2 separate regions of the Homo sapiens genome follow, and region 1 is linked to region 2. Evidence: read pairs that join two places in POLR2A ChIA-PET (ENCODE). Cell type or tissue: OCI-LY7. All regions are shown on one strand. Links, peaks and the distances in the headings refer to the core of each region. The heading gives the core; the rest is flanking DNA. Region 1 overlaps UBE2E2 (ubiquitin conjugating enzyme E2 E2). Region 2 overlaps UBE2E2 (ubiquitin conjugating enzyme E2 E2).

What was found. ChIA-PET counts read pairs that join two places held together with the same protein. Peaks named below come from ENCODE experiments on the same cell type or tissue, not always from the same donor. Only the 100,000 strongest peaks of a DNase experiment are listed, where the experiment ranks them.
Region 1: POLR2A ChIA-PET joins it to region 2 with 5 read pairs; 2 of 35 experiments call an interaction of 5 or more read pairs at or near these places.

Annotation. Positions count from the first base shown.
Region 1 is chr3:23,370,593-23,374,997 of GRCh38, forward strand. All of the region lies in intron 3 of UBE2E2 (ubiquitin conjugating enzyme E2 E2), which reads left to right. Among named protein-coding and RNA genes, the nearest start is that of UBE2E2, 170 kb to the left of the region's middle. In OCI-LY7, for the core only: CTCF peaks have their summits at 342, 1,853 and 2,055; no DNase peak of the experiment used is centred there; H3K27ac peaks cover 766 bases.
Region 2 is chr3:23,204,563-23,208,967 of GRCh38, forward strand. It overlaps UBE2E2 (ubiquitin conjugating enzyme E2 E2), which reads left to right. Exons shown (of 6, transcript NM_152653.4): 2 at 4,130-4,313. The coding sequence starts at 4,138. Among named protein-coding and RNA genes, the nearest start is that of UBE2E2, 3.4 kb to the left of the region's middle. In OCI-LY7, for the core only: no CTCF peak of the experiment used is centred there; no DNase peak of the experiment used is centred there; H3K4me3 peaks cover 1,971 bases.

The DNA of each region.
Region 1 (4,405 bases), core at 143-4,142, 170 kb after region 2:
ATGATGTGAAAAGAAGAATGGATGAATGTTATCTGTGAAATGGTGAGAAAAGAAGGAACTGTGAGAATTGTGTTTTGTTATTTAAGGACCTGTGAAGGAGATGGAGGAGATCATAAGTTCCACCAGTGGTGGAGCTAGATCTCCTGGATTCATTTGAATAGAAAAAGAGAGGATATGTTGTGTTCTGTAGATGAAGGCTATCAAAGGACACCTCAATGGAAGATCCCAGGAGGAAGGTGATAAACAAATGGAAGGTAGACTTGAGTGTAGCTTTCTTCTGAAATGGGAAGAGAGTAGAAGTAAAAGCAGAAAAGAAAAATGAGGCTGTTGCTTATAAAACTTGAAAACGTTTAAAAGATTGGGTAGTAGTTAGAGTCTGAGTAACTAACATTTTAATAAATAATAGAATCTATAACCAATTGTGTACTTTTTTATTTTAAAAAATTTTTTTAATAGAAATGGGGTTTTGCTCCATTGCCTAGGCTTGAGTGCAGTGACACAATCATGGCTCACTGCAGCCTAAACCTCCTGGGCTCAAGTGATCCTCCCATTTCAGCATCCCAAGTAGCTAGGAGTACAGCTGCATGCCACCGCACCTGGCTAATTTTTAAATTTTTTGTAGAGATGGTAGTCTCACTGTGTTGCCCAGGCTGGTCTTGAACTCCAGACCTCAGGTAATCCTCCCACCTCAGCCTCCCAAAATGCTGAGATTACAGGTGTGAGCCACCCTGTCCAGCCTGTTAACATATTTTTAATAGATGTTTTTGAGTTATTAAATACCCATACCCTGCAGCATTGTGGATATTTTATGTTTTCTCACTCAGTGTCACTGATTGGTTCTTTATAGTCTCTGAATTAAATATATTTTCAAAGTAGCATGTTTTCTACCAAGCGAGGTATTTTATTGTTATTTAATTATTGACATCCTTGAAATAAGAGTGGCTTTGTATTTAAGAGGTATATGAGGGAACACAGCTGAAAAACAAGAGCATTTTTGTTAGAAATATATTGGGGATAGGTGCTGGGGTGGGAGGGAGACTCACTAAGCCAGCAATTTTCAAAAGTTACAGTAGTATATATAAAATTTGAAGTTAATTGAGAATAACTAGAGAATGAAACCTTCTGAATAATAATAGAGATAGTTTTGGGAGGCAGGAAGGGAATGTCTTTGGTTGCGATAATGTTTATTGCTTTGATCTAAGTGCTGATTACATGGGTGTATTTCTGTCTTAAAAGTCATTGAGACTGGGCACCGTGGCTTATGTCTGTAATCCCAGCACTTTGGGAGGCCAAGGCGGGTGGATCATTTGAGGTCAGGAGTTCAAGACCAGCCTGCCCAACATGGTGAAATCCTGTCTCTACTAAAAATATAAAAATTAGCCGGCTGTGGTGGTGGACACCTGTAATCCCAGCTACTCAGGAGGCTGAGGCAGGAGAATCGCTTGAACCCTGGAAATGGAGGTTGCAGTGAGCCGAGATCACGCCACTGCACTCCAGCCTGGGTTACGAGTGAGACTCCGCCTCAAAAAAACAAAAAAGAAAAAAGTCATTGAGCTGTATAAAATATAAATAAAACTTAATGTTTATACATTTTGCTGTATGTAAATTATATCTCAATTCTTAATGCAGGAAAAAGCACACTCCTAATGGGTACTTCAGACTGGGATTTTTAAAAAATTTCTGTTTTGTTTACTAAGTGTACTGGATATACGTCTAGTATCATCTTTAATGTTACTTTAAAAATATTCTTTAAAGTGATACCACTGGAAGAAAAACTAGCCAATTTATTTCACTTATAACTGTCATGAGCTGAAATTTCCCAACACTGACCTCTGTTTCAGATTCCTGCTGTTGCCTCTGCACTATTAGTTGGTGTCAGCAGGGGGTTAGCAGCACTCAATTTAACCTTGCTATTTGTATTCTGTTTTGAATTTTTTTCTTTTCTCATTTAACTTCCTTACATGGATTCTCCATTTTAAAGATTGTGCATGCACCATGGGGTCTGTACAGTGAAAGACTGTAGTACAGATAAGCATACAATAGAAGCACATTTAAAGATAATGTGAAGCTGCTTTTCTTTTTTTTCTTGAATAGAGGCATTGCTGTGAAAATCATTAAACAAGAGAAAAATTAAGCCTACTCATGCTGTTATTTTTCCGTTAAGATTATAGACCAGTTTAAAATATATAAGAACTATATAGATATGGATTAATTATACATTTTATGTCCATTTAGAGGGGCATCTCTGTGACTGTTGTGCTTGTAGCTAGCCATGGACAGAGACTTATTGGACCAGAAGTACTTCTTTTGTCTCTCCCACATTAAAATTTTAGAATCTGTTATGACTGAGACCACATCCACTATTCTTATTTCAATGTGCCCCCTCTCATTGATCCCTCTACTCCCTTCTTGGACCTTTTATCTTATAAATGCTGGGACCTTCCTATTCAAAGCAGTCTTCTACAGCAGGATAGGAAGTCATGGGTAATTAAAGAGGGGCCTCTAAACTCCAGACCCTTCCTCCTCAACTCCCCATGGAAACTGTCTCCCCTGAACAGTGCTTTGTAGAATCCTAGTGAACTTAAAGACTCACTACTCTTATGAGTGGTCTTTATCTTTCTCTGAGTGGGTTCTAAGTAAAACACCAGGTTGGTGGAAATGGAAAGGAAGGACGGCTGGCTCAAATTCTGGAGATACTATATGAAAAGGAATAATGAGACACTCACTGTCCTGTGGGGTAAGCAGGAAGGAAAGCCTAGCTTCCCATTCCACAGCCTCCAATTCCATTCATTTCCAGCCACTGCTTTGTACAGCTCCAGCACACTCCTCTCCTGGTCTGTAGTTCAAGATTCCACTAGTTTCATCTCCAGGTGCCAAAGACACTCTGCTTGGTGCCTAAGACACCAAAGTGAAAACAACAGCCATGGAAAACACTTCCAGTTAAGTTGAGGGAGACCGAGATTTCACTATGTATAGCAGGGAGACTTGCATTCCTGTTAGCTCAAACAGATTCTGAAGGCATTTCTCCAGAGATGCCTTGCTTAGGTGAATGGGGAGTGTAATAACCCAGGTATTGTATTTTAATATTATAATAGTCTACTCTTATGCTAGGGTGACATACATCCTGGCTTGTACTGGATGTATGTCACCATCCTGGCATAATTGTTGTTAGTAAATTGCTTCCCCTTTTATTCCCCAGAAGTTTGGATGGTAAATTATATGGTCACTATACACATAACAAAAATGGACTTCTCAGTCCATGGGAATTGTGTAACAAAAGCCCCAAATGTAAACATATGTCATTAAGTAAAGTTAAAATGATAGTGATGGTGTTTAAAAATATCGTAAATGCAAATGTTTATTAAATGTTCTAAAAATCAAAACAAAAAACCTCTTTTGTCAGGGATTCTTGTTACTATGATATAATTCCTACAGGATGCTTAATAGCACTGCCCACACAATGGATGTGAAATAACCACCTAATATTTTAAAATATTAAGTCAAAATATAATGGTATAAAATCTTTATAATAGAATACTTAAACGTTTCAATTAGGAATTTCAGCTTAATAAAATTACATGTTTAAATTTGTCGTATTCCCAGCTCTTTTAAATTAAAGAACCAATCATGGGCCTTCATTTTGAACATTGTTTTAAAATCATGTTAAATGTAGAAAACAAATAATGATTAAAAACAGAGATATTGGTTTTAGGAGATAAGTGTTTCACATTTATTATTTACCTTTTTTAAAAGACAGATTATGTAAATTATTCTTCAAATTTAAATGTATAGGTATAAAATTGAATAAATAAAACAAGTTTTAGTAAGAAAACTATTTTCAGACTTAATACTAACCAACTATTGCTAATATACTATAAAATGCTACTTAGGCAGGTTATAGACTCCAATTATTATAGTTAATGGCCTCAGTGGCCTCACCTTGCCTTAATCTAGGACATAAAGCATGCAGAACTCGTAATTTAATTATCACCTGTTAATATTGGCTCTAAATTCATGTCTCCCCTTTCGGGATGAAACTGCAGTGATGAGCCAATTAAAAATCATTATCTTCCTACTGAAAACACCAGCCTGCTAACTACACCACAGTATACAAATCTGCTGAGACTTTCAAGAAGAAACTTACTGCCTCTTACCTTTAGGGAGTGCTGAATTAAATTATTTTCGGCCATTTATAATTCTAATATTTTGTTTTAATTATTTATTTTTTTGAGATAGGGCCTGTGTTGCCCATGCTAGTCTCAAACTCCTGATCTCATGCAATCCTTCTGTCTCAGGCTCCCAAGTAACTGGGATTACAGGTGCTCACAAATCTAATTTTTCACATCTCTAGATTATATGAAGATTGTATTTTTTAATTATTACATACCTTAAAAGCCATGAGAGA
Region 2 (4,405 bases), core at 209-4,208:
CTAAATATTTGCCTTTACTACGGCAATTTGGATGCTCCTTGGCTCTTTGGAATTCTGTATGTGGGCTGACGCTGAAATAGAGTGTTTTCATATAATGCCATACCCCATTCTCTTTCCCCTGCAGCACCTTTTACCCCCAAATCAGGTGTTCCACTGTTATTTTCTGCATAAATGTCTTTGCAGTTAAATTTAAAGCTGGATATTGCTGTGTGCATATACTATATATTTATTTTACATTTTAGAAAAGTTTAGAAACATGAGTAGGAAGACAGCAAGACATATATGACAGAATTAAACGCTTTCCTGTTATAAAAGCTTAAATGAACACTTGGTTTTGCAGTTTTATACTAGTAGATACTGTTATAAGGCTTACCTGGGTAGTAGGCTGGATTTATGGAATGACTATAGTTGCCTTTATGTAGTCAGTAATATTTCAAGCCAAATCATTTCATTTTTATGGAACATGTGAGTTTCATTCACTGTATGTTGCTAATTTCCAGGACTGTAATTACAACATAGGGTACATAGCTAATACAAGCTTAGACAGTTTGTGTTGAAGAAGTAACAATATGTAAGCCTCTTAATATAGTTTTAGGAAGGACTACTTATTTTATGGTTAAAAATTAAATTTTACTTTGAGTTATGAAGTAAGCGTATTTATCTCTCTCAATATCTTTGAAAGTATCATTGGAGAGTAGCTGTTTGTTTATAACCCTGGGATTTAAGTTTATCTTCCCTGTAGATGAGATAATCGGATCAGATTAGCTATTTAGGAATTAATTTTAAAATGCTAATTTAGAAGATAATGTTTAAAGGATTTTAATTCAGGAATTTTTATTCATTTGTACTTCAGAGAGACAAGACATCAAGTTTACACTTACGACTAATTAAATTGATTCATAGACTACTTTTTCTTCATAAAAATTCGTTGCACCTGAGTGGTACAATAATTTTTTTCTATACTTTTTCTGTAATCAAGCATTCAAAAAACAAACCCAGGAGAAATTCCTTTTATTATTGATATTTGAAAAAGAGATGTGAAAACTTTATTTCTAAAAGTTCCTATAGTGGTTATCAATGGCCTCAGATGGACTTATCATTTGTAGGTTAACATTTGGATGAAATATGTCTTAACTCAAAAGTGGGAATAATTCTTTTCCTTAATGTGAAACCAGAAATTACACCTCTGTTGGGGAATTTCTAATAGTATTTTTATTAGTTCTCTGGTGAGACTAATTTTTATTTTAATCTTCCTCTAATATTCGGCAGTAGAAATTTGAGTTTCAGATTATGGCTCAGATCACATCATTGAGTAATCTTTTTAAGTAATTATATAACTATGGCATTCGATAGTATGTAAATGCACATAAATAAGAATATTGAGAAGAATGTGTGGCTTTATAACTAATGTTATACACAACTGAAACTCTCAGCATAGTTTATTAAATCATAGTTTATTACGCTGAAGCTGCATCCTCAGTATAGAGAATATTATTTCATTGAGGTACCCATATATTTGTCATGGAATGGATTGCTCCTGTTTTAAAATGTATAAAATGATTTCTCACTCATTTCACATTTCTTAAGGTATTGCTGGCAGCATTTTGCTATATCTGAGCACCTTTCCCTGAGGATTGTTCTCTTTTTCACTCTCATGCATGCCGCCCTATCTGATATGCCATTATGTACATACTTACAAGATTTTAAACTTCTGATATATTTTAACTGAAAGAAGGTGAAAAAAAATATTAAATCCAAGAATGAGAATTTAGAGTGAAATAAAAATGAAAAAAAGCAAGAAATATGTTACGACTTTTAGAGCTAGATGTGAAACATACTGATATAAAATTTCAGTGTTCTATTAAGTGACTTTAGTGCTCATAAAAGATGTCACAGCTGTGGAGACTGGTGCTCTTCATTTACAGAATAGGTAGAAAAGTAGTCAGCTTTTCCGTTAGTATGTTTCAGAGCTGTTGGGGCAGATCTGTTTCTGTTTGGCATGGGGAGCTGTTGGGGTTGAAGGGGTGCTGGTGGTGGTGTGTGTGGTGTGTCAGTGAAAGGATTCACTATTTTCTGTTGACTCTTTGTGGCTCTGTGCTTCCTGATGCTTCCATTCTTTTGCAGTGCTTTTTGGTTTGTCTTACAAAAATTTCAGTCCATTAAAGATCGGTGTTACAACATTGCTTTGGCTTAGAGCAAGCTACAAGTTAAATCTTTAGTGATGATGAATTTTCATCAGTGTCAAATAGCTATCCATTTGGACTAAGTTATAGTAATTAAAAAATTTTGCTTTATTTGAGGTATCTTTACCTGTTCTTATTCTTGATCATATCAGAAACAGTTTTATTTCAAGTTGTAATTTGATTAAGAGTAATCAAAAGGATCCATTTCAAAAGGAATTTGTTCAGTGTACCTATAATTTTTAAAGATATATTTTTTGCTGTTAATGGTACTTATTAAGTATAGGTATTTTGTTTTTAAAAAGGTGTCTGAGAAGATAGCTATACAGTGCTGAAAGTGATTATTAGGTGACAAAACCATGGGGAGCACAAGGCCTTTTAGAGTCTGGGCATGAGTTTTGTTGGTTCAGTTCTGGATTTGTCAGAACACTTTAAGCTAGTCAGCTCATAAGGGATGTATTCATAGTCATCAAACTCAGAAATTGATTATGATAGAATGACAGTTGAGGAGAGATACTCCTTTTCACTTACTGGAATTGTTTGTGTCTGCTGTCTAGATTATAACAGCTACCTAAATATCAAGGTATTGAGGAAATTGAGTTGGTAATCAGAACTGCTTGGGGGGCCTGAACTCAGAGCAAAGGGAATTTGAAAGCCTTGAGGGATATTTTAGCCAGAATGTGGGGAAAAAAAAAAAAATCTTCAGTGTCTTCATCTCTTGTGAAATATGGTTGCTTTAGTATATAGCTGAATGCTGTCATATGGTTCAATTTTTATTTAGAATCATGCAGTCATGCAGGCCTCTGTGTTCTTCTGTTATCACAAAGGTTACTTAAAACCACTTACTAGTTTGGAGAATTTTAACCTTAGCCCAGCCCTGAGGATGTATTGATTGAATAGGGATTTGAAAGTGTCGTCCCATTTTTGTGTTCCCACAAGTATTTGTACTAACCTTCGTTTTTGTACTTAGCAAGTTGGCTAGTCGAGGTTTTTCACAGTTGTGGGACCAAAGGGCTTAGCACAGCGCCTGGTAGAGAGTAGACCCTTAATCATTTTTGTCTTATTTTCTGTAACAGCATTATTGATATATAATTCACATACTATAAAATTTACCCTTTAAAAATGTACAACTCTGTAGTTCTTAGAATATTTATTATTAGAATTGTGCAAGATTATAATTATCTAATTTAAGAACATTTTTATCACCGCACAGGGAAGCATCATACCCATTAGCCGTCACTCTTCACTACTCTCCCCTCACTCCCTGGCAACCACTTACCCATTTTATTTTTTTATTAATTTTTTTTTTGAGACAGGGTCTTGCTCTGTCACTCAGGCTGGAATGCAGTGGTATCAATCATATTTTTATTTTTTGTAGAGATCGAGTCCCACTACGTTGCCCAGGCTGGTGCTCCCTGAGCTTCCCAAAACATTGGGGATTACAGGCGTGAGGTTCACTACTGAATTTTATGTTTATGGATTTGCCTGTTCAGGACATTTCATATAAATAGTCAAACAGTTTGTGGTCCTTTGTGGCTGGCTTCTTTCACTTACCAGAATGTTTCAAGGTTCATCCATTTTGTAGCATGTAGACACAGTACTTCATTCTTTTTTATGGCTAACAGTACATTATGTGAATATACTACTATATTTTGTTCATCCATTCATTTGTTAGTGGATATTTGAGTTGTTTCCAGTTTTGATTATTATGAATAATGTTGCTATGAACATTTCATGTATAAATTTTGTATGTTTTCATTTTAGAATACATTTTGAATGGATGAAGGAAAAGTTTTAGCAACTCCCAAAGCTGCATTGTTTTGTAAATGACCAATTTAATCCATTTTATATTGAGATTTACTTGTTTTACTTTGAGGCTCATTCTCTGTGTTCTGGAGGTAGCTTACTGTAGTACAGCTAAATAAATGATTTTTGATTCTTTAATCCAGGATCTAAAATGTCCACTGAGGCACAAAGAGTTGATGACAGTCCAAGCACTAGTGGAGGAAGTTCCGATGGAGATCAACGTGAAAGTGTTCAGCAAGAACCAGAAAGAGAACAAGTTCAGCCCAAGAAAAAGGAGGGAAAAATATCCAGCAAAACCGCTGCTAAATTGTCAACTAGTGCTAAAAGGTACTTCAGTTATTATAACCTTTTTATTGTTGGTATCAATTTATCATCTTAAGTTCTATTTTTCTCTTGCATTTAATCATTTTTTCTGGGAT